Regions from separate parts of the Homo sapiens genome. Here all the other regions are linked to region 1. The links are chromatin loops, found by intact Hi-C in ENCODE. Cell type or tissue: heart right ventricle. All regions are shown on one strand. Links, peaks and the distances in the headings refer to the core of each region. The heading gives the core; the rest is flanking DNA. Region 1 has its middle 91 kb from the start of LINC02250. Region 2 overlaps LINC02250 (long intergenic non-protein coding RNA 2250). Region 3 has its middle 39 kb from the start of LINC02250.

Region 1 (10,147 bases), core at 909-8,908:
TCACTTAACATAATGTCCTCAAGGCTCATCCATATTCCTAGGAGCAGTTTTCTAAGAATCTCTCACTTTACACAAGATGCGATGGCCCTGGCTCCATCACAAGCAGGAGAGAGACACACAAGTTTCTAACTATGGAGTAAGAAACTCTTCTATGATAACAGGTGGACCCTGAAGGCTGGCATGACCCCAGCCTAGAGGGACAAACTGCCTCTGACGGTCAAACTCACTCTGCACAGGCTTGCCGAGAACTTGAGTGTTCCTCTGTGGGAATGAGAGAATGTGCCCAGCCCAAGTCTTTCCTCTGACATTGGGTGTATCCTTCACACGGCTAGTCTGCTGGTTTGGTAGTTAGCCAGATGGAAACGACCTGAAACTAAGTCTGAGTCATCTGTCTCACTCATCTTTGAATCCATTCATTCGTTTGCTCCATCACTCATTCATCATAGAAATAATTATGGAACATTCTGTGTGTACCAGGCACTGCTCTTGGCACTTGGGATACTGAAGTAAACAAAACAAAGACAAAGATAACCCCCTAACTTCATGGCAGGGCAAAGACAAGGACCAAGGAGCATCTGTGTAAAAGTGAATTGGAGAGTTTATCTGAAGAGGGTGGCAGGCATGGAGGAAAGAGAAAAGCTTGAGCCTAGTAGAACAGGTGGGGTGATCATGAGTGTTCCGCAGGGTGCAGGGGCCTCACAGAGCATGGAGGAGCAGGACCTGCAGCTCCCTAGTGTGGAGTGTGCCCCTCCATATGCAGGAGGTCACGGAGATCTGGCCCCCTTTGCTGGGAGCAAATGTCGGACTGTGAGTGCAGTCCCAGGGAAGTCAGTGCAGGGGTTGGGGGTGGTGGTGGGGAGAGACAATTGCATCTGGACACATTTTGAAGCTGAACTAAGAAGATTTCAGAAAGGATTGGGTGGGGTCAGAGATGGGGACAGTAGGGGAGGAATGGGGTAGGGGTTGACTTGGGGTGTGGGCCTGTGAGCTCAGGAGGTGTCTGTGTGGAATGGAAAGGTGATTTCTCACTTCGCCCAGGCCATGTGTGGTACCACGTCCGAATGTCTGCACACTTCAGATTCAACTGGACCCCTTTGGGTGTACCCAGAGCTTATTTGCTGCTGTGATCTTTACAGTTCCCTTTCATATTGGGCTCAGATATGTTGAATGTATCCGACTAACTGAGAATTTGAACGAACAAAAAAGATGATGGGACCAGATAGGCAATTACTGCTGGAAAATCATGACCTTCCCAACTTCAGTGTTCTCTGCCCCAGAGGCAGGTTTTCATTTTAATGTGAAACTTCAGCTACTGTCTTGGAGGGGGTGGACTTTTCATCTTCCAGATCTGGGGAGGAAGGTTATATTGAGCATTATGGAAGCCGCTTCAGATGCAGATTTTAGGAAGACCCAAGAGAAGAAAATAGGACTCTATGACATCACTTCCATATGGAAGGGAGCTTGGAACAGATTTCCTAGTGCACAGTAGTCTTGAGAGAAGTCACCATGCTGTCTTCCTCGTTCCCACTTGCTCTGCCAGGAGTGATGCCCAAAATACTCCTTCTCGATTGACACTACAAATATATCCCTCTCTCCCAAGAAGCTCATCATGGCTCTGAAGTTCCCAGTTCATGAAAGCCAGGAGTGATGCCCAAAATACTCCTTCTCGATTGACACTACAAATATATCCCTCTCTCCCAAGAAGCTCATCATGGCTCTGAAGTTCCCAGTTCATGAAATTAAAATTTATCACTATAGTTTTCTTCCCCCGCTCTGAGACAGAGTCTTTCTCTGTCACCCAGAGCTGGAGTGCAATGGCACAATCTCAGCTCACTGCAACCTCTGCCTCCCAGGTTCAAGCAATTCTCCTGCCTCAGCCTCCCGAGTAGCTGGGATTACAGGCACATGCCACCATGCCCGGCTAATTTTTGTATTTTTAGTAGAGACGGGGTTTCACCATGTTGGCCAGGCTGGTCTCGAACTCCTGACCTCGTGATCCGCCCGCCTTGGTCTCTCAAAGTGCTAGGATTACAGGCGTGAACCACTGTACCCGGCCTATCCCTGTGGTTTTTAAGGCTGTATCAAATGGCTCCATTTTACCTCTCTGGGCACATTTTACACACAAATGACAAACATAATCATAATCAGCAACATAATAAGAAGTCTGTAATTCTTTGTTATTTTATGTATTTGTTCGTTCAGAAAATATTAAGCACCTACTGTGCGTAGGGCACTGTTTTAGTAGCTGGGAATACAATGGTGGATCTAACTCCAGTCTTCATGGGACTTATAATCCAGAAAAGGATCCCAATAAGAGAAGAATCTCCATCCGGTAGAGTGTTGGGTGGTCCAGATGAGACACACTCAGAGATGGCAGAGATGATGTCTTACAGGGACTGACCATGGGCTTGAGGCCCCAATGAGGAGTCAGCCCAACAGTCTCTGGATCATCCCGCAGACACTCAGGGTCCAGGACACTAGCAAGACCCCAAGTGAGGCCAGGCCAGCAGGTAAACAGGGTCTAGAGCCCATGAAGCATGATGGTGAGAACAGAAAACAGGTGCCTGCCGTGGGCTGACGCCCTGCACCCAAATGTCTGCTGAGGGATGGTGCTGGTCCAGGGCTTCCTGACCAAGGGAGGTCCATACACCTGGGTGGGAAAAAAATATTTATTGCCACTAATCTCTAACCAAAAGTTAGCATTTCTTTCAGTTATAAATGTGCATAATAAACGACTGTTACAGTACTGGGAGGCAATGTTTGACAGATTCAGCAAATAAAAAATACAGGATGCCTAAATAAATTTCAGATAAACAAAATTTTTTAGTATATCTCACGCAATATTTGACACATACTTACACTACAAAAGTTATTCATTGTTTACCTGAAATTTAAATTTAACTGGTGTCCTGTATTGTATCTGGCAACCCTCTGTCCTGGGGACTCTGTCCCCAACAGCAATCAGCTATTTCCATTCACATTATGCTTGTTGCAATTATCCTGACACACATGTGTGCTCACTATTCCAAAATTGCAGCAGCTATGAAACCAGCTTCCAGATTATTTAATGCATTAATGATGCACATATGTTGTCATATAGCAAGTTGGTTTTTTAAAACTTATTTTGCTGTTTCAGTGTCATTGGTTTTCTCTGTCACCTGATATAGTTAATTTCATGCACTTAGAAGCATGAGTGTGAGGAGTCCATGGTCTTCTGCAGACGACCTTGGGGATCCACGGCATGAAGACAGGGAAAGCTCCAGCAGTGCAGTACCCGTCACCCCTTCTCCATGAGCACAGGCCTGACGGCATCCCCCACGTGCCCCCGAGGCCACACTCCCTGTGCAGTATGCTGGCCCTGGGGGAAGGCTGCCGGATCCTGTGCGGGCCCTGAGAGCCCACATGTTGACAGCCCTGATGTCGGCAGTCAAGGTAGCAGGAGCCTCGCAGCCTGTACACGTGGATGACAGTCCTAGCACACCTTCCAGTGGGTCCAGGAGCCCCCACCGCCCCAATCCTTGCAAAACCTTCCCCTCACAGAGCCAAGGTTCGTCTTAAAGGCTGGGCAGGGTGAGGAGACTTGGGGATGAGAGCAAGGAGAAGCAGCCCTACTGAGGAGCAGCCCGAAGAGTTGCTTGGAGGGGACGGGATAAACATTAAATTGTTCCTGCTACCCAGTGGGTGAGAGCAGACGGGCAGGAAGGGCAGATGATTCTAGAGAAAATCCACCACATTTGCTGGTCCCAGTTTTGTCCTCATGGTGCATACCACTGTGTTTATCTCTGTGTATGTCTGGAGCCCTGGGGCAAACCCGTCCCTCCCTCCCTCCCTCCCTCCCTCATCCCTCCTTTCTTCCTTCCCTCCCACACAACTCCACTATGCTAAGCCCCTTCTTGTTACTTTGCTTTGGGTCCAAGCCCAGTGCCTTCTCCTGATGCCAAGATCACATTCTCACCCACTCTGGTTTAGCTCCCCCCACCCCAGCCTGCCCTCCCTTCCTCCCCCACCAATGCCAGCCTCTGCCCCATGTGGCCCCTTCGCAGCGCTTGTTGACACACCTGACACAAAGCTCGTGTCTCCAGTAACGCACCAAACGTACCCAGGACAGGGCCCAAGTGTGAAGCCGTGAGCGCACTGAGGGTGCTGCAGGGGCACCCAGGCCTGGCACAGGCGTGCTTCTCAGTGCACATTTGTTGAATGCGTGAATGAATGGATGAGTGAATTGAATTAAACAGTAGGTGCCACATGAACCCTGATTTAGAAATAACATGGGGCCCACAGGAATTACCTTTAAAGTGTTTATTTTAATTTATCTCCAAAGGCCAGGATTTGAGAAAGACAATCGGTATGTCTATGCACAAATGGAATTCATATTTTTGACTTACATGTGGAAATTCCTGTTTGCAGAACCTTTCCTCCACCAAGATCCTAGAATGTAGTCAGGAAGACTCATGCACCAGCCTGCCTGGGCTCTAGTCCCAGCTGCACCGCTACTGCCATGTGACCTGAGCACGTTAATTACCCTTTCTGGGACTTGATGTTTCCCATCTGCACATTGGGTGAAATTAGAATAAATTTTACAGGCTTTTGTGAGGGCTGAGGCGGTCCATCTGCATAAATCACTTTGATGGATGTCTGCCTCATCATGAGAGACACGTCAGGCAGGCGCTTGGAGGGTGCTGGTTCATTTGGTTTTGAAATGTGTGGGTGTCACATCACATTAGGTGGCCGATCTAATGGCCCTAAGGGAAGGACCTGAATTCCTATCCCAGCCTCCCCACACCGCAGTCAGCTGACTCCAAAGCATAGGGATGCAGGCAGAGATGAAACCGTGTATAAAATACATTTATTTAGATCCAAGAATACGGTTAGCATCCAGCTGCTCCTCCCTCCACCTAACTGTGTAAGAACCAAGCTGCCACACAGAGAAACCTTGGTGCTTCTGCTTCGAGAGAACCAAGTTCATATCATCTCCATCTTAAACACTTTTGTTAAAGCCGCATACCGAGCACACGTATAGCCATGGTGTGTGTGTGTGTGTGTGTGTGTGTGTGTGTGTGTGTGTGTTTGAGGGTGGCATTTGGTAAAGCCCTCTCAGAGGTTACTTACATGCACCTTCAGCCTGTGGGCACTCACTCACCATCACTTTGCTAGACTGTGCTTTACACTGTGCTATGCTTAATAAGAGCACATGGAAACAGCTTTTTAAAAAAGGTGATTATATGTAACTACATATATATGTGCATTTAGGAAAACATGGGACAGTTGTCTTGGAGACAACATCCTCATTTAAAGAGACCACTCTTAGCCCTGGGCTGGGGTCTCTGCATTTGATTCCCACCCCTGGCTGGATTTGGGAATCCCTGTCAGGGCTGGGGGAGGGAACGAGGGAACCACCAGAGGGAGGGGACATGTGATCCTGGTTCCTTGTGCAGGATCCCCAGCAGGGAGGCTGCAGACAGCAGCAGCCGCAGCCCCACGTGGCCAGCCCGCGTGAGAAATCCAGGCTGAAAATAGCCTAGAGCCTCACACTCTACAGCTCAGGGAGGCACGATTTTTCCTGTAGGGTTCAGAGCAGCGTTAGGAGAGCACTGATGAAATTGCGGCACACCAGAAGCATTGGCTTATTCTTATATGTCACTGGAATACACCGCAGGCTTGCTTTTCCTTTAACTCCAGTGCCTTCTGATAAATCTGGAATGTGCATTGAGGAATGCCGGGGCGGGGGGGCATTTCCTGGGTTCGGGGGCTGTGAAGACCTCTCCCCAAGCCCCTGCAGAGACCAGGCTTTGTGTACACAGCCTCTTCCAGCAGGAGGGCTCCCAGTCTCTGAATGTGTCACGTACACTTCCTTTCAAGGGATCACTATGCGGCTGCATGCTTAGGTGTAGCCGAGAATTGAGCTCCTTCTTCACACAGAGGAATATCGTATTACCTTTCTTTTTTCAAAAAACAATGTATATTATCTTCAGCAATAAAACTGCATGGTTTGCTCTCAGGGCATGATTCAAGAACAGACCAAATAAAAGGGGCCTTGGAGGATCTTTAAAAAATTCCAGTTTTAGTGTATAGACCTAATGGAACCTCCTTTTATTGAATCTATTTATAAACGCTCAATCCAATTGCGTGGATTTGGAAAGCTAACATTTTCAACACGAGACAGCTGGTGGAATGTGTGCTCTTAGTTCTAAGAATAGGTAAATCCCAAGGAATATAGCTGTGCTTCCTGTTGTGAGATGGTGCAGATGTTCTAATAGCGAAGATCAAAATGACATTTGCCAGTTATGAAAATCATCCTCAATTAACCGTGAAAAATACTGTCTCGTCTATCAGATAATTTCTCCCTCTCTCTCCTCTCTCATTTCTTGTATGGGATTTTTGAGATGGAAACTCCCCATCTTAGTGGGAAGGGAGGGGATAAGGGGCAGAGAAATAAGAAGCGAGTATAAAGTATACAAGATGCTATCATGAGGCAGTAGTTCCTGCAAAGGAAATACAGTGTGTGTACAGCAGAAGTGTCTGGCTTAGGGTTGGGGAAGGTGTCCCAGTTTATGTCTGCAGAGGCCGGCCGGGTGCCCCAGGGGAGCTGTCCTGCCCAGCGTGGCTCTTCTGATGGCTTCCGAGCCCCTGGCTGTCAGCCCCCAGTTTTCTCTGAGAGAAAGTGGGAGCTAAAAATAGCAGAATGACTTGCACTGGACCTCCACATCCACGTGTTTCCTGCATCTCCGGCCATAACTCAGGACAGAGATTTATGGCCACCTGGGTTCCAACAAGTTACTCAGGGTTTCCCAGTCAGAGCAGACACATTTGCTGTCATGTTGATTTTACAAGGAGATGAACTTTCAGAGGCTCTGAAAGTGAAGGGTGATGAGGCAAGCCCTGCCACCAAGCAGGCTCAGGCTGGAGGCTCTGGAAGCCTCTCTGAGCTCTGTCTCGGAATCGAGTGCTTTGAAAATATTTTGATCTAAAATTGTATTCCCTAAGGTGCTCTTGCCTCTTTTTTTTTTAATTAAAAAATTGTTGTGGTAACTTGCACATACATCAAATGTATCATTTTAACCGCTTTAAAGCATATAGTTGGTTCCGGGGCCTGAAGTACCTTCATGCTGTTGTGCAACCAGCACCACCATCCATCGCAGAGCTTTTTCATCAACCTAAATGGAAACTCTGTGCCCATTAAATACGAACTCCCCTTTCCCCTTCCAGCTCCTGGCCACCCCCATTCTACTTCCTGTCTGCACAAGTTTGACTACTCTAGGCACCACATGTAGGTGGAGTCACATCATCTGTCCTATTTTTTTCGTTTGTTTGAGAAGGGGTTTCACTCTTGTTGCCCAGGCTGGAGTGCAACGGCACGATCTCGGCTCACTGCAGCCTCCACCTCCTGAGTTCAAGTGATTCTCCTGCCTCAGCCTCCCAAGTAGCTGGGATTATAGGCGTCCACCACCACGCCAGCTAATTTTTGTATTTTTAGTAGAGACGGGGTTTCGTCATGTTGGCCAGGCTGGTCTCGAACTCCTGACCTCAGGTGATCCACCAGCCTCAGCCTCCCAAAGTGCTGGGATTACAGGCGTGAGCCACCGTGCCCGGCCCGTCCTTTCGTGACTGCCCTCCTTCACTCAGTTTCCTGTCCTCTAGGTTCATCTGTGTTGTACATGTGTTAGACATTCCCTCCTTTTAAGACGGAATAATATCCCCTTCTATGTAGAGTCCATATTTTTGTTTATTCATTCATCTGTCGGCCGACATGGGCTATGTTTATCTGTTGGCTATTGTGCAGAATGCTGCTATGAATATGGCAGTGTAAATATCTGTGTGAGTCCCTGCTTTGAATTGCTTGGGTAGGTACCTGGAACTGTAACTGCTGGATCAGATGGTCATTCTGCCTTTAATTTTGGGAGGAATTGCCACATTGTTTCCCACAGCAGCTGTGCCATTTTGCATTCCTTCCAGCAGTGCACAGGGCTCTGGAGCTTCCACATCTTCACCAGCTCTTGTCATTTCTTCATTGTTTAAATGATCCAGAAAGCCTTCTTAATGGGGGTGAGGTGCTATCTCACTGTGGTTTTGTCTTTCTCTATTGATTAGTGATGTTGAGTATGCCTTGACTATCCTTGTTATGAGATTTTATATGAATGATTACCAAAACAATGGAAAAAACTCTTGTAGGATATGTTTGGTGGTTGTTTTCGAGGGTAGACCGAGGGTAAGGGAAATCATGGTGCCTGGGAGGGAGAAGGGGTCCTAGGGCAAGACGAGGTGTGCGGAGGGTTACTAGTTTAAGGACTAACCTGTGGTCACTGCTCCTGAGACACTTGTACGGATGTGTGCACGGCCACATCCCAAGCGTAACATCCTGGGGTGGGACGAGGAGAAGGAGGGTCACAGGGGCAAGGGCCAATGAGCAGGGCCAGTGAGCAGCATGCAAAACCATACCCAGGGCCCCTCAGGGGCTCTGAGGGCTGCAGGGTGGGCTGCCACTCCAGTGGTCAGCCGTCAGGATGAACTGGAATCTCATTCCAACGTGGAGGGTGGGTTTTACAGGAGCAGCCCACTCCGGTTGAGCGAGGTAGCTCAGGCAAAACCTGCTGGACTCCCCCTATGCGCTGGGCAGGGGCGGAGGAGGCCCCTGCTACCCACTGTCATGGACACTCCTTGGCAGAAATTTCAAACAAGCGTCGAGGAGAGGTGGGGCTTCCTGGGTGTCGGTCTTATACAACTGCTGCTCCCGTGCAGCAGCCAATGGCTTTCAGCTACATCAGCTGCAAAAGAGGTACATTTCTGTCAGAACTGTCCTCATTCTGCAATTTGCTCTCTTCAGTTTCAAACTACTCTAATGTGTCCTCACATGTGTGGCCACACACATAGGACTTTCACAAGCATGAACTGGACCCGACAGCTGGGGGACGACGTTGCCCTTCCAAGTGACGGAGATGTCACTCTGCAGTGGGCCGGGCTTCCAGAGTAGAGCGTTCTGAAGGACTCACCCTTCGTCACTGTCACCCAGAGAAGGCCTTGCATGCCCTTTCTTGTCTGCTTTGGCTCATTTTTGAGACTGCCATGCCCAGAAGTCCTGAGAACAACAAACTATTTTTTTTTCTTTGCATTTAAAGAAGGGAGGGGATGGCAATGCTTCTCTCTGGGAGTCTTTGGTGAAATCCACAATTTCCACTGGGCTTCTTAGCCCTGTCTTGGCAGCCTGGCTGGGCTGCCTCAGTGCCCCACCTGTCCAGAGCTGTCCTGCGTGTGCAGGTGCCGAGGGAGACAGCTGTGAGTGTGTAGCAGTGATGGGCATTCACCTAGTGGATATTTCCCGGCTCCAGCTGTGCTGTGTTTGGGCCACGGAGTGTGATGGGAGACAAGGAGGTTGCGTGTCCCTGGACAGTTACCGCTGTTACACTGATGAAAAGAACGTGATGGCAAGCCTTGGTGTGTGTCCCCAGCCTGGGACGCTCTCCATCAAAGTGCATGTGGGCATGAGTTGCATGGTGCCCTGACGCCCCTGCAGGGTTGGAGGGCAAAGAAGAAGCTCACCCAGGTCCCCTCAGGCTTGCTGGGTGATGAGGCAGAGCCACCCATGCACCGTGGGGTCAGGGCTCTGGAAGTGTTTTCCAAACAGAATAACCATGGCAGCCTCTTGTACCCCAAAGGCCTGAGAGTGAGTCTTCATCACAGGCCTTGAGCTTGGACAAAGGAGATTCAGGATGAGAAAGACGCTTGGCACTACCTGTCTACACACCTCTGCTGTCTTCCCAGCGTAGGGACTGCTGTTGATAATAAATGACGTCTGGTTAACTCAGACGGCCCAGCTAGTCAGGATCCCCTTCTTTGTTTTATTTAGTGATTGTGTCCCTGGCCAGGCCTCTTTAAAATTCACGGCTTCGGGAATAATAAATAAATAAAAAGAAACTTCACAGCTTCATTCTGAAGGCATAGATGGGTCAGCCCTGGCTGTCCAGAACATTTTTGCATTTCTCTCTGGATTATTTGCTGGACAGCTGGTCTGTCTTACATTATTTATTATTTTTTTGTCATTTAACTTTGAGATGCAAAGTTAACATCTGTAAAACTAAAAAGATAGCCTTTTCTAAAATAATTAAATTATGAGCTAGGAAATACCACTTTCTGCAGTAAAGCACGAATCTGC
Region 2 (10,147 bases), core at 1,088-9,087, 140 kb before region 1:
TCTATCAGATTTCAACCATGTTAAAGAATCATGTTGAACACTTAAGAATAACTTCTTAAAGAATATAAGTAGAATGTATAACTTCCAAACCAGTTGGAATAGTATGGGAACAAAGAAAACTTTTCAATGAATTAGAAATCAGGAAAGGAGGAGGGAAAGGAAGCAAAGAAAATGAATGGTAAAGAAAACATATCAATGAGATGGTAGAAATCACTTCAGGTGGACTGGGAAAAGTGGCAGCTCCTATGCCTGTGGCAAGGCCAGGTGTGGGGTTGGACACCTCTCTTCTACAGCACCTCTTCCAAAAATTTATTTATTTATTTTTTAATTTTTATATATTTAGGGAGTACAAGTGCATATATTGTGTCATGGTGAAGTCTGGGTTTTTAGTGTACCCATTACCCAAATAGTAAACATTGTAAAAAATAGGTAATTTTCAACCCTCTGCCACCTCCCACCCTCCCACCTTTCGGAGTCTCCAGTGCCTGTTATTCCACTCTGTATGTCCATGTGTACCCATTCTTTAGCTCCCACTTATAAGTGAGAATATGCAGTATTTCACTTTCTGTTTTGAGTTATTTCACTTAGGATAATGGCCTCCAGTTCCATCTGTGTTGCCGCAATAGACATGATTTCATTCTTTTTCATGGCTGCATAGTATTCCATGGTGTATATGTGACACAATTTTCTTTATCTAGTCCTCTGTTGACGGACACTTAGGTTGAGTCCATGACTTTGCCATTGTGAATAATGCTGTGATAATCATACAAGTGCAGGTATCTTTTTGATATAATAATTTCTCACCCTTTGGCTAGATACCCAGTAGTGGGGTTGCTAGATCAAATGGTAGTTCCATTTTTAGTTCTTTGAGAAAACTTCCTACTGTTTTCCATAAAGCTGTACTAATTTACATTCCCACCAATAGTATATAAGCATTCCCTTTCCTCCACATCCTCTCCAATACCTGTTGTTTTTACACTTTTTAATAATAGTCATTCTGACTGGTGTAAGATGGTATCTCATTGTGGTTTTAATTTGCATTTTTCTGATGATTAGTGATGTTGAGCCTTTTTTCATATGCTTGTTGGCCATTTGTATGTCTTCTTTTGAAAAATATCTATTCATGTCCTTTGCCCACTTTTTTTTTTCTTTTTAGAGATAGGGTCTCCTTCTGTTACCCAGGCAGGGTGCAGTGGCATGATCATAGCTCACTGCAGCCTCGAACTCCTGGGCTCAAGCGATCCTTCCACCTCAGCCTCTCAAGTAGCTGGGACTACAGGCATGTGCCACCACACCTGGCTTATTTTAAAAATTTTTGTAGAGATAGGATCTCTTTGGGTTCAGCATTACAGGGTGATCTGGGAACTTCACAGGCTGGCAGAGGCAGGGACATGGAAGTTAGCAGAGTCATTGGTCTTCCCATGCTGGATTCGATGCCTGCTTCCACTCAACACAACTCATCCTTTCTCTGAGCTCTTGTCTTCATTTTTAAGCCAGTACATTGCACCTTTGTTGCACCTTTGCAGTCCCCTCAAGGTCTGGTACATTGTTGGGTTCAGGGTCAGCTTGGATGGAATAATCCAGCAGGTGTGACCTGAGAGTATGGTACATGTTTTCAATTTTTCAGAGGAAGCAAGCTACACACAATACCAATTTATTTTCTGTTCTCCACTTATCTGTGTTGCAGGTGCTTCCTCATGGGTTGTACCACCCCTGAAGTTTCAGAAATAAATGTATACCCTTCCAGTTAAATGTGGATGAAAAGCAAAGGATGATAGGGTCTCTGGTGCTTGTGACAAAAATGAATTCTTTTCTGCTCCCATTTTCAGGTGGTTATAGAATTTAAAATTGGCCCCTTAAAACACATGAACTCTATAAACCAGATGTGGCACAACCTACTCCTATTTTAGGAAGCTATTTGAAACCTATTCCATCAAAGGGAGCAAAACAGCTTGATGGATAAACCTTCTGCTTTCTCCCAGGGCACATTTCATCTTACCCATTTGTTTTCTTCTTTTGAAAAGAGAGTCAAAGAGAAGGCAGGAATAAGCACCTCTCCACCTGACCTTTTCTTGCTTTGCAAAAAGATGATTCTTGCTGGCCTGGGGTTAGAAGAAAAGAAACCAGCAGTCCTTTAATAGAAATAGGCTAGGCTCCTGGGGAGAACTTGGGCTGAATTTAAAGAGACAGCCTTGACAACCCTCCTCAGTGGGTTCTGAGTGATCCTGGACTGGCCAAGTTAGGAAGTGACTACGGGTGCACAGTATTTGGGAGACTTGGTGTTTGTGCCCTGTCAGCTCCCCTCGGCGTTTCCATGGGAGCTCCACTGGCCTTTCCCAAGCTCCTGCTGGACAAGAAGCACTTCGCCAGTGGCTGAGGTCCAGTACATTGTTGGGTACATGGTCAGCTTAGATGGGTGCAATAATGAAGCCGGCATGACCTGAGCACATGGCACACGTTTTCCATCTTTCACAGGTCAAAAGCTACACACAATGTAAACGTGCTGTCTGTTATCACTAATCTCTCTTCACAGCTTGTTCCTCTTGAGTTTTTCCCTCTTCAATCTTAAATGTCTTTCTTGCAGGTCCTCTTCTCTTTCTGTATTAATCATATTTTTTTTTTACTTTTTTCCATAAGCAATGCCATTATACTCTTGATATTTTTGTGCACTTGAGTGTGGTGACCGTTTTCTGAGCTCCTACTTGGTGCCTTGCACAGCTGGGAGGCTCCTTTGGAACGCATGCCTGGGGCACCTCCCGAGTCCGCGTTTTCACAAGATCATTTTCAATCTGCAGGTGCTCTGCTCACACTTGAATTTTCCTCCAGGAAAGAAATCCTCCAGATGTAAAATCTTTGGCTGCTGCACATGAAGCTACCACTGGTTTTCCTTCATCTTTATTTTTAAAAGGAGGTTGAGATTCCTGAACTTGGTTCTTTTGGATTTGTGGTCTTGCTTCTTGCTCTTAGGAAAGAGCTGGCAGTAGGTATTTTGCTCACATATTGGCCAGTTAGTTCTCCATCCTCTGCATTATGCCCCTAATTTCCCTAAGGTAATCATGCCATTAGCCACAACACTGCCAACAAAAAACAATGCCAAGCCATTAGATAGAGAGGGTGAGCAGGAAGCACCTCATGACAGGGCTGTGGAAGCTTCCCTTGCCTCTATCCCCTGCAGAAAACAGTGTTGACATATTTAAGAAGCTGGCTCTGCATTAAAAAGCATGTCTGCTGAGTTCAGTCTGCAATAACCTCTTCTCTTTTTTACAACCTATTGCTTAGTCTGAACATGCAGTGTATATTAAAGAGGACTTTTTTCTTTTCCTTTAGGACTAGAGTGCTTTAAAGAGAATTCACCAGCTCCATTGTTGGCAAGAAAAGCACGTTCTTTTATATGTAGGTCCCAGATGATACAATCCCAATTCTCTTTTGAACACCAAAAATAGTACAGGCCACGCCAAGATAAGCAGATGTCTTACCCAAAATCCCAAACAAGGTACTTAAACCCTGAAATTAAACAGCCCAGAATACAGTGACCAGAATCTCACCCGTTTGGTTCTTTCTTCATAAAGCTTGGCAGGGGATAGACATGCCCTATTGCATGCAATGTGTGCTCTACTCAAATACTGTTATTTAAAATTAAATGTTTGCAATTGAATTATTTTGCAAATGGGGTGTTTAGTATTAAAGGAATCTTATGGTGAAATTCCTTCATAAAGCAATAAATCTTCCTTGTTTATTTAACTGTAAAATCAATGTAGTAGAATTATGGCAGGCGTGAACAATAAAAAAAATCAATCATCTGTAATCCCCTAACTTGAATATGACTCTTTGCAAATATGCTCTTCTCTAGCTTTTGTGTATTAGGCATATATAGCTTCCTTAATTGAAACTGTGGAATAGAAATAACACTAGGTTCTTCTTTCCCTGTCAAACTAAAAGAAAGAAGCTGAGGCACAAAATATAATTAAAAGAGCTTACTTGAGCCAAAGTGAAGACAGCTGCCTAGAAGACTCAAACGCATGTAACCCTGGCTATGAGCTCCATTTGGCCTTTGTTACAAGCAAATTTATTTATTTATTTATTTATAGACAGTCTCGCTGTGTCACCCAGGCTGGAGTGCAGTGGCTCGATCTTGGCTCACTACAACTGCCGCCTCCCAGCTCAAGTGATCCTCCCACCTCAGCTTCCTGAGTAGCTGGGACCACAGGTGCATGCCACCAGGCCTAGCTAATTTTTTATATTTTTTGTAGAGATGAGGTTTTGCTATGTTACCCAGGCTGGTCTCAAACTCCTGAGCTCAAGCAATCCACCCATCTTGGCCTCCCAAAGTGCTGGGATTACAGGCATGAGCCACTGCACCTGGCCAATTTATTTATTTTTAAAGTTATTTATTTATTTAGAGACAAGGTCTCACTCTGTCGCCCAGGCTGGAGTACAGTGTTGCGATCATGGCTCAACTTCCTGGGCTCAGGTGATCCTCTCACCTCAGACTTCCAAGTAGCTGGGACTTCAGGCACATGTTACCACACCTGGCTAATTTTTGTGGGTTTTATTTATTTATTTATTTATTTATTTATTTATTTATTTATTGTAGAGACAAGGTTTAGCCATGTTTCCCAGGCTAATCTTGAACTCCTGAGCTTAAGCCATCTGCCTGTCTCAGCCTCCCAAAATATTCGGATTACAGGTGTAAGCCAGCACACCTGACCACAAGCAGGTTTTAAAGGCAAAAAAGGGACAAGGAGTAGGCTGATACAAAGTTGTTCGTTAGGAATGCTCATTGATTTACAGAAATAACATTGATTAGAGATTGGCTATCCATTGTTAAACTTTACGGTGTTGTTTACAGTGTCTCGTAAGGCGCTATTAGGTTAATTTATAGCTACCTGTGGCAATAGCAAACGGTTTCAGGAGATGAATACACAGCTCAAAGCAGGGAGTAGGAGGTGATTGTGGTTTCATTTTAATGTCTCTAGGCCTGGTAATTCAAAAGAACTCGTATTCCTCAGTTAAAAGTTATTTTTCTTTTCTCACCATGCCATCTTATATTATTATAACTTGACTATTATTCATTTTTAAAAGTAATTGTACATTCAACTTGCTCTTGATTGTTTTAGCAAGATAGGAAATGCGATGCAAGTTTTGCACCTGCGCACTCCCACCCACATATCACTGACTCACAGCAGCAGCAGTAGGATAGACACGGTCATTTTGTGGATATACGTGAGGCCCTTCAGTGGAGCTAGGGTGGTTCTTGGAACAAAACTAATAGAATATATTTATATATGAAAGGGAGTTTATTAGGGAGAAGTGGCCGCTTGCAAGCTGGGGAAGAAAAAAAGCCAGTAGTGGCTCAGTCCGAGTCCAAAAGCCTCAAAAACAGGGAAGCAGGCAGTGCGGCCTTCAGTTGGTGGATGAAGGCCCGAGAGCCCCTGGCAAATCACTGGTGTAATCCAAGAGTCCAAAGGCCGAAGAACCTGGAGTCTGAGGTCCAAGGACAGGAGGAACGGAAGGAAGCATCCAGCATGGGACAAAGATGAAAAGCCAGAAGACTCAGCAAGCCAGCTCATCCCACCTTCTTCTGCCTGCTTTTTCTAGCTCCACTGGCAGCCAAGTTGGATGGTACCCACTCGCATTGAGGGAGGGTCTTCCTCTCCCAGTCCACTGACTCAACTGTCAGTCTCCCCTGGCAGCAGCCTCACAGACACACCCAGAAACAATACTTTACCAGGCATCTAGGTATCCTTCAGTCCAATCAAACTGACACCTAAGACTATCATACTTGACTACAAGTGAAACGACCTGCTGCCACTCTCCTTAGTCTCCTGTAGAATAATTTTCTTAATAAATTCCCAGGAAGAGTATAGTGGGCCAGAGAACCCTTTTATAATTACCAGCATCACTAATACTTTAAATCTCAATTTTGAACATTTTGAGTTTGCTTTAATAAGGCAAATGACTGTGGCATAACCTTTTCTAGTTTCTTTTTTCCTATATGGCTTTCTCTGATTAACAAGAATGACTTCTTTTTGAACCTTTCAATTTGGCATTTTCTACATGGAATGTCCCTAAATCAAGTAATTTTCACAAAGCAAAGTTTTCAAAAATCAAGGCAGTAGTTGAGACAAAATATTGTATTTGCTATGAAGTGCAAGAAGAAACCTCTTTTGTTGGTAAATCGAGGCCTAAATGCTGATTCCCTGTGTCAGCTGAAGAATTGTGAGGTTCATATATTTGGAAAGGAGAGCTTTATTTCTCATAACAGGTGGCCATCCTGCAGGCTGGGAAGGGTAGCCTCCAGCGCACGCAGAGACAAAGCACTTCGAGGGAAGGGTAGAGGGAGCAGGAATGGGAATGTAGAGGGAGCTGAGTCGGGGGATGAATATGCATATTCAATAAGCTATTGGAGGAGTCATGAATATTTATGAAAGGAAAGACATGTGTACATGTGCAACTGAGCTTCGTGCCCCTTCATGGGTCTCATGTTCAAAAAATGGTGGTGGTGGCATGATCCGAGGGTAGACATTTTGGCCCTCTGATGTCAAAAGGTGAAGCAGAGGACATGAAGCCCCTCAGTGTGCGTCCTCTGAGATTCAGCCAAAACCAGACCAGAAATGGTGGTCAGTTATCAGGAAGAGGTGCATTGTGAAACTGGTGGGCTGTCATGCTGAGACTAAAGAGGGAGGGGGAGTCTGATCCTGCCCTCAGATGATTGGCTAAAGGCGATAAAGGAATAAGTTGTCCACTTCCTGTTTTCCAGTGCTGGATTCTGCTTCCTCCTCAGAGAGAATTCTGGTTTAAGGTTACTGAGGAGGGGCACACTGAGGCGTGTCCCACCTCCTGTTCCCTCACGGACGGGAACTCAATTTCTAAGGTTTCTCTGGGGTCCCCTTGGCCAAGAGGGGGTTGATTTAGTTGGGTGGGGGACTTAGTATTTATTTTCATTTCTTATCTGCCTTATAGGATCCCCAAACAGCAAAAAAAGAAATCCTCAAACTCTCAGATTCAACATTGGGAGTTAGTGTGGGTGTATGTGCCAGGCACTGTGCTAGATACTCCATTAACCTCATCTCCTACAGAGAATATTTAATTAAAAAAGAAAAGGCAACATTCCAGATCTTCTCATTCGGTAGTTATTTGCTAGAGTTTCTTCAGTGAGGCACCCAAAAGCTTGTCTTGTGTTAGACAGATTTGTGCTTCTTTCACTTAATTCTGAAGCATCAATAGAACTGGCGACTTCCTGACCGACCATCATGACTAGACCCGGGGGCAGTGAACATATTGTGGGTGCCTCTGAGTAACTTGTGTTTTTTTCTTGTTAAGTAGGTTTTTAAAATGCGTGTGTGTGTGCGTGTGTGCATGTGCACTGTGACACACAGAAAAGCACACAAAAAATAAATATACCTTATGAGATGTTTGTTGAAATATCTCATAAAGAACACGTGTAACATGATCATGTAGATTCATGAATAGAATATTTCCAGGAACCCCAGAGCTCCCTCCTTTTGAAAGATGGCTAAATGAGTTTTCTCATTGCTCCTGTAGAAGACGAGAATATGCCATCCCAAAATATGTCTCTTTAGCATAAGGATTATTTTGACCTGGTTATTTTGTGAAACTGCAGACACAGGAGAAACTCTGAAAATAAAAGTCGAAGTGACCCTTTTGTAAGGGGAAATTTACATTTGTAGAGAAAATCTCCATTTGCTTGGATGTCTCCTTTTCTGTACCAGGAAGAGAAAGAGGACTCTAAATCACCAGACTCTTATCAATGAAGAGGCAGCCGCTGAAATCTGCATAGCAAACCTGACTCTTGGGTACCCTGCTTTTCCTAGGCACTTGGCCATGACTGGCCTTCCCCACACCCTTCTTTCTCTGTTTTTAGCTTAAGATGGTATTTAAGACCAAATACTAAGACATCTCTTTGAGATTTACTCATTTTTCCCTAGGTATCTCCCATGTATATTTGATGTATTTATGTTGATACAGTCAGTGCTGCATAACTAGATTTCAGACAATACCATATTGCCTAGGGTGAAGTAGGCTGTACCATCTAGACTTGCGTAAGTCCACTCTATGATGTTCATGCAAGGAGGAAATCACCTAATGATGCATTTCTCAGCATGTAACCTTATTGTTGCATGACACGTGGCTGTATAGTCGTTTGTTTTTCTCTGGTTAGTCTATCTTTTGTTACAATGGATCCCAGCTAAGAACTATTTAGAGCTAAGTTATTTTCCTCCCCGACCCTGCTGTAACAAATTAGCATGAATTTAGTAGCTTAACACACTAATTTATCTCATAGTTCTGGAGTCAGGAGGCTGAAATAGTATCCATGGGTCTACAATCAAGGTGCGGGCAGGGCTGTGTTCCTTCTTGGGGCCCTAGGGAATAAGCTTTTCCAGCTTCCACACTCCACACACATTCCTTGGGTCATGGCCCCATCTCTGTCTTTAGAGCCAGCGATGGTCAGTCAAGTCTTTCTCACAAGGCATCACTCTGACATGACTTCAGTTGTCACATCTCTGGTTCTGACTCTCCTGCCTCCCTATTTCTCTTCTAAGGATTCTTGAGATTACACTAGGCCCTTGGGATAGTCCAGGATAATCTCTCCATTTCACAGTTTTCAACCTTAATCACATCTGCAAAGTCCCTTTTGCCATATAAGGTGCTGGCCTGAAAGGAAGAAGCTGATGCAAAATTACGTGGAAAGTCCACTTGGGGCCAAGCTTGAGGGCCTGGATTCAAGTAGCCCTGAATATACACTCAGAACAGCCACAGTTACTAGTGGATTTTTTAATGCAAAAAAGTGGGGCAGGAAGTGGGCTGATACAAAGTTGTTTGTTAGGAATTCTCATTGGTTTACAGGAATAACATTGATTAGTGATTGGCTATCCATTGTTAAGCTTTAGGATGTGTGTTATAGTGTCTGGTGTGGCATTATTGGGTTAATTTATGGCTACTTGTGGCAATAGCAAGCAGTTTCATGAGATGAACATGGGGGGAAGCTCATGGGGGGAAGCAAGACACAATTGCTGCCTCATTTTAAGGTCTCTCTGAGCCTGATAATTAAAAGGACTTGCATTACTCAGATAAAAGCTCTTTCCTCAAAAGTAACATGTTCATAGATTTTGGGGATTGGTGTGTGGACATCTTTTAGGGAAGGCATTAGACTGTCTGCTACCGTGACACTATCCTGACTTATCGCACTATGATTTATGTTATGTTGCCTGAAATTATACAACATGCACTTTTTTTGTATCTCACTTTTTTCTCGATACTGTGTGAGAGTCAGCATATTGTTTCATGTATCTCTAGCTGATGTATTCCTAATTGTCTAATGTTTTACTGTATGAATACACCACAATTTATGTATACACTCTAAGTGGATGGGCATTTGGATTGTTCCCAGTTTGGGGCTCTTACATAAGATGCTGCTCTGTGTCTGCTTGGGCCTGTGTCTTGGCGTTCCTAGAAGTGGCATTGCTGGGTAAGAGAATATACCACAATTGATGTGAGCACACATCCTAGTTTGCTTGGAACAATCCCAATTTATGCCTGTTGTCCTATCTGGTAAAAGCCTACATTCACTCTCAAAATATGGTCACCCTAGGCATAGTGATACTTATTTCCAACTCCAGTAATGTAGCCAGACAGTTTCCAAAGTGAGAGTAACTGGCCAGGTGCAGTGGCTCACACCTGTAATCCCAGCATTTTGGGAGGCCGAGGCGGGCAGATCACTTGAGGTCAGGAGTTTGAGACTAGCTGACCAACATGGTGAAACATTAGCTGGGCATGGTGGTGCATGCCTGTAATCCCAGCACTTTGGCAGGCTGGAGTGGCAGATCATTTGAGGTCAAGAGTTTGAGACCAGTCTGGCCAACATGGTGAAACTCCGTCTCTGCTAAAAATACAAAAATAGCCGGGCATGTTGGTGATGCGCACCTGTAATCCCAGCTACTTGGGAGGCTGAGGCAGGAGAATCGCTTGAACCCAGGAGACAGAGGTTGCAGTGAGCTAAGATCACGCCACTGCACTCCAGCCTAGATGACAGAGTGAGACTCCATCGCCCCCAAAACACAAAAAACAAAGTGGCAGTAACTTGTGCTCCAGCAACAGTGCGCTCCACATCCTCACCAAACACTTG
Region 3 (10,147 bases), core at 1,431-9,430, 51 kb before region 1:
TGAGGCTTTCCCTCAGTTTCCCCGAGGGGAAAATCAGAGGCACATCAGGCTGGAAGCAGTTCTCCACCCACCGAGAAGGGGGCTTTGGCGGAGAAATGCCCCAGCCAGGGCCAGCCGCAGGAGTACGAGGCCTGTGCAGGTATATGGGCCCAGCATTGAGAAGGGCCCTGCTCCTGGTTCAGTGTTCTCTGCTGTCATTGACCGTCTTGAAATTCTTTGTTGTTTTATCTCTGACTAGTGCTTTGTAACTGAAGCCTGACGGGGCACTGGAGCATGCATGTCCGCAGAGGAGATTGGTGCAGTGTGTGTCCCTGCTGCCCTTCCTTGCCCTCTAATTGCTATAGAGCTTTCCGAGTGCCCCAGGAGCACAGAGTTTCCAGGACCTGTAATGCGTGAGAGTTCAGAGAGCCAGGGCAAGCCCAAGGTCAGTGTGCCATGGTTGTGACGGAGCAAAGGGGATATGGATGCCCCCACACTTTCCCATCACACCCGAACTCACTTCCAACGCAAAAAGAAGATACGGGAGCAGCCAAGTAACCCTGTCACATCCCTGCCCCTCCATATCACTACCCTGAATTAGCCAACCACTCCAGCTGACTACACCAAGACAGGAAAGGGAAAGTGGGACAGCCACTGTGCCTTTCCCTCTCCTTCCTTCCTTTCTTCCTTTCAGGGAGAAGGATCCTTCCTTCCTTTCAGAGACAAAGATCCGGGTGTTGTCGCCAGGAGACTGGGAGGATGAGATGGGTGCCCATGGAGAAGTGAAATAAAATCAGATGAGTGAGTTTCCCACAGTCATTGTTCTGGTAAGAAACATACAGACATTCTGATGTGCAAAATACAAATGGTATAATTTCCTTGACTCTGCCTAGGAGTTAAATGTTGATATTTGCTGTCATTGCACAATATAAAGATAAATGGTGAATGTATGTGTATAATTTAAAATTACTTCTCACTGCTTGGCTGGAGTACCTTTGGGTGTGTTCTCCACTGTGGATAGAGGTCCCCAGGAAAACTGGTCTCCAGCTGTCCCTGCAGTTACTTGCTGGATGACACCTCCTACTGGCTGTCTTCCCTCCCTCACTTGCAGTCTTCCTTGGGATCACCTCCCCAAAACAAGACTTGCCCCAAATCCTCGAATCAGCTCCTCTTCCACGGAATCCATTGAAAACACCTGTCTGCATTGGCCACTGCGGTTCAGGGGCTGCTGACGGGGCCATTTCTTTTGTGGCTTAGCCGTGAGGGGCTCGTCACCCGCAAGGCAATGGAGAGCTCACAAGTGCCTATGACCAGCTATCCCTGGAGCTCACTCTTTCTCAGGCAGGCAGGAAACTGCAGTGCTTTTTGAAGTTGTATTGATATTTTGAAGGAAAATATTGTTAGTTTTAGAAATGTTGAAACCAATGATCAAAATATTTTTTCTTAATGTCAGACCATCCCCAGATAAATACCTTTTCATCATTTCACCAACCTGTGGAATTTGTTTTGTAGACACCTGGGGCATTTTATTATTTTCATGTGGCCCGTGAACTTCATGGGCAAAGACAACATGAAGCCTGGAGCCCGTGTTGAAAGTGTGGACCTGTAGTGCCAGGGTGTAGACAGCCACACCGAGCCCTCTCTCTGTTCCTTGTCATAATTCTTTTCTGAATTGCAAGGCCTTCCCTACAGTCAAATGGCAATGACGAGGTGGCGTTATCAAGGGAGACGGGAGACTGCTGTCCTTAGGTCAGGGGCGTTTGTCCAGGGAAGCTCCTCTGTTGCAGTCTTAGCCCTCACATCAGCACTGAATTATTGAGTGACCAAGGTACAGTCATTCTCGGACAAAGGTCACTGTCGGGACAAAGGTACAGAGACCCTTCTCTCATGTCTGGAATCAGAAGACGCAGTGAGCGCCAAGGCCATACTGAACCCTCACAGTCAAATCCTGGTTGAAGGGAGGGCCAGGTATCCCTGGGTGGCCCCACTTAACAAATACGAAATGACAGAGATGCTGCCCTTCCTGTGTCCCTGAGGAGCAAGGGGAACACATTGTAATCAGACAAGGTTTTGCTGTCACTGCTGACACCAGAGCCCCATCTGGTCCTAACAGTGTTGACTCTGTGCTCCCTCTTTTGAGCAAGCACTGCAAACACCACAACGGGCTGTTCCAGAGCACTCACAAGGTGAAGGCGCAATTTTCTGGCTCTATCCTCACCTGACCTCTCTCAAAGACTTCCTGCAAGTCCCCAGGAGGCATTCCCATGACACAAGACCCCTCCTCTGGATTTGTGAGGTGCCAGCTTTGCCCTCTCTCCTGATCTGGTTCAAAGTTGGGTCCAACTTGTCATCACTGTCACACTGACCCTCAGGTGCTTCCAACCATAGAGGGCAGATCACCTTTCCAGAAAAAGACTCAATGCAGCCTTCCTTCAGATAAGTTCTTTGCTTACCTCCTTTTTGGAAGAGATTCTTGGGTCTCTCTGTAACAAGGGGAGTCCCAGGCCCCTACCTGGAAATAGCCTCCCAGGATGATTGACAGGCTTAGAATGGGGCCCACATGTCACTCCCTTGTCATAGCAGCCACACAAGTGCCCTTGGGGTGCAGGACAGTGCAGGGTCAACCCTACTCAGTCAAATGCCCATGCTTTCTCTGAGATAGTCTAATGGCCTCCGAGAATCACCAGGATTGTTTTTAAAATTATTTCCAGAAAGGGAGAAAAGTGGGGAAAGAACTTACCATCACAAATGATCTGTCTGTCACAACCCGGTCTTTGTTTCAAATGAGGATATTTTTTGGAAGACGCTGCCTTAAGAGGACTCCAGCCTACACTCCAATGCCAAAGGCAGGAGAAAGCAACCAAGAGTTAGAATAAGAGCTCAGCTCTGAAGTAAAATGTGTGTTTGCGAAATCTCCAGGCAATCTCTTGTCTGGAAGTGTCGCATGGTGTCTTGCTTGCTTGCCCTTGTGTAGTGGCTCCATTAATCTTCCACGTGGATGGCTACCTTTTGATGGAGCCTCACTGGGAATTGTCAAGGGATAAGAGCTAGAAGGGGAATATGAATGTGAGCTCCATAGTCTAAGGGTCACCTTTCATGGTTCGTATGGTTCATATTTTTCTTTTCGGTCAGCACATTTTTATAAATCACCTGAAAACATTAACATGGATACAATTGCATTTTTAAAGTTATGTATCTGAAACTATTCTTTTTATATGTATGTATAATTTTTAATAACCTACTTGAGAAAACAAGTAGGATTTTTAAACAAGAAGGATTTTTTCAAAGATCATTCTTTTACCCATTTTCCATATTATATGTTATCTATTGCTTTATAATAAATTGCCCCGAACTCAATGGCTTCAAATAGTGATAAATATTTGCTGTCTCACAATGTCTGTGGTTATGACTTGGGGTCTCTCTTGAGGTTGCAGTCAGGTGTCAGCCAGGGCTGCAGTCATCCAGAGGCTTGAATGGGGCCGGAGGATTCAGTTCCAAGGTGCTATTCACATGTTGGGCAGAGAGTGCTGGCAGGGGTTGCTGAGTGTTGGCCAGAAGTCACTGTCTCTCCTCGTGGGCCCCTCCACAGGCCTCGCCAGTGTGCTTCCAGCATGACAGCAGGCTTCCCTGGAGCCAGTGACTCAAGAAACAGGGGTGGAAGCCACAGAGCCTTTTATGAAACAGCCTTGGGCATTACACACCATCACTTCCGTCATATTGTGTGGGTCACCCACACCAGCCCTGATTCTGTACAAGAAGTGACTACCTAAGGGCATGAATACTGGGAGGCAAGGATCCTTTTGAAGTCCTTGGAATCTTTGAAGGTAGCTACCACAGTTATTTATTTATTTAGAAACGGAGGCTTGCTCTGTCTCTCAGGCTAGAGTGCAGTGGTGAGATCATAGCTCACTGCAGCCTCAAACTCCTGAGCTCAAGCAATCCTCCTGCCTCTGCCTCCCAAAGCACTGGGATTACAGGTATGAGCTACTGTGCCCAGCCAGCTCCAACAATTTAAATGTCATATTTGAGTACACAGTTTTCTTTATTATTATTATTATAATACTTTAAGTTTTAGGGTACATGTGCACAATGTGCAGGTTTGTTACATATGTATACATGTGCCATGTTGGTGTGCTGCACCCATTAACTCGTCATTTAGCATTAGGTATATCTCCTAATGCTATCCCTCCCCTCTCCCCCCACCCCACAACAGTCCCCGGAATGTGATGTTCCCCTTCCTGTGTCCATGTGTTCTCATTGTTCAATTCCCACCTATGAGTGAGAACATGCGGTGTTTGGTTTTTTGTCCTTGCAATAGTTTGCTGAGAATGATGGTTTCCAGTTTCATCCATGTCCCTACAAAGGACATGAACTCTTCATTTTTTATGGCTGCATAGTATTCCATGGTGTATATGTGCCACATTTTCTTAATCCAGTCTATCGTTGTTGGACATTTGGGTTGGTTCCAAGTCTTTGCTCTTGTGAATAGTGCTGCAATAAACATACATGTGCATGTGTCTTTATAGCAGCATGATTTATAGTCCTTTGGGTATATACCCAGTAATGGGATGGCTGGGTCAAATGGTATTTCTAGTTCTAAATCCCTGAGGAATCGCCACACTGACTTCCACAATGGTTGAACTAGTTTACAGTCCCACCAACAGTGTAAAAGTGTTGCTATTTCTCCACATCCTCTCCAGCACCTGTTGTTTCCTGACTTTTTAATGATTGCCATTCTAACTGGTGTGAGATGGTATCTCGTTGTGGTTTTGATTTGCATTTCTCTGATGGCCAGTGATGATGAGCATTTTTTCATGTGTGTACACAGTTTTCTAACAATGAGGAGGCATATGAAAATGTGTGAACTGTCCTAAGATGAAGCATCTTACATTGTCCTAAAGTGACACCAACCCTCAAGCCCCAGATGTTTGAGTCAGGCCAGCCTCAACCACTCTCCTGGTGTCCTGTACACATCTGTGTGCACGCACACACACAAATACACTCACACTAAAGACACACTCATACACACTTATTAACAGACACTCGCACTTACACAAACATACAGTAAGTCCTCCCTAAATATCCTCGATAGGTTCACAGTGAAATGATGTATAATAAAACTGTTTTACCATAGGCTAATTGAGATAAACAAGACTTAAGTTTCTATGACATATTTCTGTTCACAAAAAATCACCAAACTTCTTAATAAAGACCAAAACACTTCTAATATTAAACATTGAAGTACATGTGAGCTATACAAACACTTAAGAAAGATTAGTAAAAACTAGTATGAATTATTTACCCACTTATTCCACTTCAGGGTCTCACGTGACAGGAGTCTGTCCCGGCAGCTCAGGGTGCAAACTGGGAACCCGCCCTGGCTAGGATGCCATGCCCTCATGGGGAGCACTCACACAGCCACACTCATTCACACGGGGACCATGGAGACATGGGGATCTGCTTTACCTGCACGGCTTTGGGATGTGGGAGAGAACGAAGTACCTGGGGAAACCCATACAGACAGGGGGAGAACGTGCAAACTCCACACAGTGGCCTGGCCAGGAATAGATTTTTAAATCATCAACATCGTAACAAAACAATCTTAAAAATGACGTTATTTGAGGACCTGCTATCCTCACACACATATATGCACACTCACACACACACACTCTCACAGACACATTTATGCACTCACACTTATTCACACACCTATATACACACTCACAAAAGCCCACATGCACACTCACACATATAGACACTCTCACATACACATGTACACATATATACATTCACACTCACATGTGCACATATGTACACACTCACCCACACTCACCCACATTCATGCACTGATGTATACACACTCAAACACGCATTCACACATAGACACACTACTCACAAACACACACATGCTCTCTCTCACACACTCACACATATATGCATGCACACTGACGCTCGCTCACATACACTGTCCATGCACTGTACTGAGACCCTTGGCTGACGCTGTCCACACTGCTCAGCGGCCCCTGCCCCTTTCCCTATGCACCCCACAGCCTCCCACAGCTGCAGTTTGCTGAGTTGGCTCATTCCATGCTCCAGGCTCTTGGCTTCCCACCTGCTCTAGATGCCCCCCTTCTGGTTTTACGTGTGCCCATCATCCTGCACTCCTCTCGGATTTCAGAACCGAATCTTCCTGCATGGTTTTCACAGGTCCCCTGCTTCAAGCTTGTTGTTTCCTTTCATATCAGAAGAAGATTCCCCAATCCAGCGCCAGCCCGTCTCTCCTGCTTCTCTCCACTCCAGCTTTGTGACCAGGATCCTGCTGGCAGCAGCACCAGCTCCTTACTGAAAGAAATGAAAGGATTTAGATATCACGGCCATAAGGACCATAGCAAGCGGAAATGAGACACGATTTGAGCTGACACTTCCAGGCATTTCTCTGAGCCTCTTTAGCCTTAATTTGAAAAATTGTCCCTGAAAGCCCAGACTTACATCCACCGGCCACGGGCCATGGGGGTTGATGAGAGGCATCTTCCCCCACTTGCTGTTAAGCCATGCTCTCTGCGATCTCCAGGGCTCATTCCATGTAGGTTTTATTTTCTTAGCACATATTTCCACCTTCACTACCTGCATATGGGGCCTTGGAGATATTCCAGCTTAAAAGGGGATTTACACGTCCTTGTGGGAATTAGTACACCAATGAAGCTGGTCACCAGGAGTGAAAAATGGCTCATTTAGGCATCCACAGCCAGTTTCATAAAGCAATATACCAAGAGAAGATAAAACGTTTTCCGGCACTGGCTGGAAAGCCAGCGTACGAATGGGAAAGCATTTGCAGAAGTCGCTGATTCAGGGTGATAGGTGCCTATGTCTAGGAACGCATGTCTGGGATGAAGAACTCCATGAAACACACCCTTTCCAAGAATGCTGCTGCACGCCAGGCTCTTGGCTAGGCTCTAGGAACACAAAGATGACAGGTGCTCTAACCCCATAGGGGTTAGACTCCTGGCCTGGGACAGAGTCAAACATGCAGATACCAATGGGTAAGCAGATGTCGAAGAGCACAAGTAGCTGTGCCTGCCGCTCCTGGAAAAAGACTGCTGTGTTCACCCCAAGCTCTGATTGTCTGAGTCTTTGGCCCTAAGCAGAAGCACTTCCCTACTTTCCTTAATCTAAAGGTTTAGGCAGGGCAAGGTGGCTCACGCCTGTAATCCCAGCACTTTGGGAGGCCAAGGCGGGTGGATCACTTGAGGTCAGGAGTTCGAGACCAGCCCGGCCAACATAGTGAAACTCTGTCTCTACTAAAAATAAAAAAATTAGCTAGGCGTGGCTGCGGGTGCCTGTAATCCCAGCTACTCAGGAGGCTGAGGCAGGATAATCGCTTGAACCTCGGAGGCAGAGGTTGCAGTGAGCCGAGATCACGCCACTGCACTACAGCCTGGGCGACAGAGGGAGACTCTGTAGCAAAAAACCAAAACAAAACAAAAAATCTAAGGGCTTAAAAATATACATTATTTACACTTATTTGGATGGCTACTATCCCCAAAAATAACAAATATTGGTAAAGATGTGAAGAAAGTAGAAACCCTTGTGTGCACTGCTGGTGGGAATGTAAAATGGTGCAGCCACAGTGGAAGACAATGTAGAATTTGCTCATAAAACCAACGATAGAATTATTATATGACTCAGCAATTCCACTTCTAGGTAGATACCCAAAAGAATTGAAATCAGGGTCGTGAAGAGATATCTGCACTCCCACATTTATAGTAGCGTTGTTCTTAGCAGCCAAAAGGTAGTAACAACTCAAATATCCATCAACAGATGAATGGGTAAGCAAAATGTGGCGTATGGATACAATGGAATATTATTCAGCCTTAAAATGGAGGAAATCGGAATGCGGCACAGCATGAATGAACCTTAAAGACATGCTGAGTGAAATGAGCCAGTCACAAAAGCACAAATACTGGATAATTCCACTTACATAAGGTGCCAAGAGTCTTCAAATTCCTAGAGAAAGAAAATAGAATGGTGGTTGCCAGCGGCTGGGGGAAGAGGAAAAGGGGAGCTCCTGTTTAATGGGTACAGAGCTTCAATTGGCAAGACGAAGAGTTCTGGGGATGGAGGGTGGTGGTGGTAGCACAGCACTGGATGTACATAATGCTGCTGGACTTCATGCTTAGAAATAGCCCAAGCTGCTGAGAACCTGCCTGGATTGATGGCACTGACTCTGGTGCGCAGGCTGGTTCCTCCCTTCACTAGAAGCCTGGCCAAGCAGCCCAAGCCTGGACACAGATCCATCATGGTGGGCACCAGCCAGGGTCAGCAGACATGTCCAACTCTGCCGGCATCTGCCTTCTCTCCCCAGGGACCCTGAGCCATGGCAAACTCCCAGTCACAGGCATGCTAGCCCTGTGGGTTCTGCCTAGAACTCAGGTGTCCTGTGTGAGAGAGACACTTCCCTATCTGGGCCCCAGAGAGTGTTTTGCTGGCTTGAGGCTGCCATGAGACCACCCTGAAGATGTTTGCTTCCTGGAGTTCCTGCTGTTTCCTGGCTGGCTTCTCTCCACCCTGGAACTTGACCCTCCAGCCACCTCTTGTAGCAGATTGGTTTTCTCTCCTGTCCTGAGAATCCAGTGGCTACTGGTGTCTGGGAGCCAGCCCTGGCCCCAAGGGCTTCATTCTTCAAGTTACCCGCCCTGCTGCTGGTTTTTTTGTGTGTTTGTTTGTTTTTTGATGGAGTCTCGTTCTGTCACCCAGGCTGGAGTGTAGTGGTACAATCTCAACTCACAGCAACCTCCGCCTTGTAGGTTCAAGCAATTCTCTTGGCTCAGCCTCCGGAGTAGCTGGGATTATAGGCACCCACCACCATGCCCAGCTAATTTTTGTATTTTTTAGTAGAGACAGGGTTTCGCCATGTTGGCCAGGATAATCTCAAACTCCTGACCTCAGGTGATCCACCCGTCTTGGCCTCCCAAAGTGCTGGGATTACAGCTGGGAGCCACTGCGCCCGACCATGCCCCCGGTGTTTCCACTCCAAACCTCAGAGGTGCATCTGGGGAAAGCTCTCCTATTCAAGTGTCCACTGCCCCAGTGATGGAGCACTGGGCAAGAAGACACTACAGCGTGGGGTGGGGGTGGCTTTGGGACCAGAGGCACATGACATGGAACCTCCACTTTTCCAAGTCCTGGCTCTGCGACTGTGGCAGGTTCTCAACCTCACGGGCTTTGGTTTCCTCTTTGGTAGAGTTGTTGGAGGAAAATCAAATGAAAATAGATACGTGTGAATGTCCCACAGTGTAGGGTGCAGAGGAGGGGGTGCGTCAATGGTAGCTCTAAGTGGTGGTGTTTGCAGTTCGGCCTAGGTCTCTGGTTCTTTATCCCGAGCATGGTAGGGCAGATCCCGTCCTGAATCACAGCCCATGTTCCCCTGAACACATGGAGGACCCTGGGTGCCCCAGGGGTCAGCGAGTGGAGCTGGGAATTTACTCCGCAGGCAAGGGCTCCCACACCAGTGAGGAAGTCTGCTCACCTGAGTCTCTGAGAGGGAAAGTTCAGGAATGCTGATGGTAGAGGTTTTACTGTGGCCATGCTAATGGAGGACTGAGGCTGGCCCCCAGCTCGGATTAACTAATTGGTCACATTGAGTCCCAATTGACTTGCTGGTCAGGAAGCATCTTCAGTTAGTCCCAGAGAGGGTCTGGTATCCCAGCTGGTTATGTCAACGAGAAACAGCACAGAACACTTGTTAAAGGTGGCAAGACAGATTTATTCAGACTGTTTCAATGGGGGAAAGGGACACCAGCATAAATGAACTCAACTCCAACCAAGACCTAAAGGTGGTAGGGGTTTTAAAGAAGAGAACAGAGAAGGAACAAAAACAGGCTATGAGAAGTATAAAAGGGAGAACCAAAAAGGTGACGAGAGGGGATGTGGGGAAATGAAAAGTTACAGGATTGAAGTAAGCAGGGGATTACTGGAAATTGTTTTGGCGATGTGGGTTGGGACGATGTACATTTTGCAGTTTGGCAGCAAACTGCAAAGACTCAACGTGGGGGCTGGTCATGTTAAGGGACTGGGCCAGCGCAAGCGAAAAGCAGGCTGGAGTGTGGCTGAGGCTCCCAGTCGAGTGTCTGGGCAAGCCCTTTGTGTCTACTGGAGTTTGCAGTTGGAA

Evidence for each region. Hi-C counts contacts between places; a loop is a spot of excess contacts. Peaks named below come from ENCODE experiments on the same cell type or tissue, not always from the same donor. Only the 100,000 strongest peaks of a DNase experiment are listed, where the experiment ranks them.
Region 2: a loop joins it to region 1, with 2.5 times the contacts of the local background. A loop is called at or near these places in 5 of 110 quality-filtered maps.
Region 3: it touches region 1 in a loop (6-fold over the local background); 4 of 110 quality-filtered maps call a loop at or near these places.

The regions. Positions count from the first base shown.
Region 1 is chr15:25,664,651-25,674,797 of GRCh38, forward strand. It overlaps a transcript of ATP10A not described here. Among named protein-coding and RNA genes, the nearest start is that of LINC02250, 91 kb to the left of the region's middle. RefSeq lists enhancers at 8,057-8,765, 8,766-9,473. In heart right ventricle, for the core only: a CTCF peak has its summit at 5,445 (motif pointing right); a DNase peak (open chromatin) is centred at 5,491; H3K4me3 peaks cover 1,290 bases; H3K27ac peaks cover 2,230 bases.
Region 2 is chr15:25,529,334-25,539,480 of GRCh38, forward strand. All of the region lies in intron 1 of LINC02250 (long intergenic non-protein coding RNA 2250), which reads right to left. Among named protein-coding and RNA genes, the nearest start is that of LINC02250, 44 kb to the right of the region's middle. In heart right ventricle, for the core only: no CTCF peak of the experiment used is centred there; no DNase peak of the experiment used is centred there.
Region 3 is chr15:25,613,000-25,623,146 of GRCh38, forward strand. No RefSeq gene overlaps it. Among named protein-coding and RNA genes, the nearest start is that of LINC02250, 39 kb to the left of the region's middle. In heart right ventricle, for the core only: no CTCF peak of the experiment used is centred there; no DNase peak of the experiment used is centred there.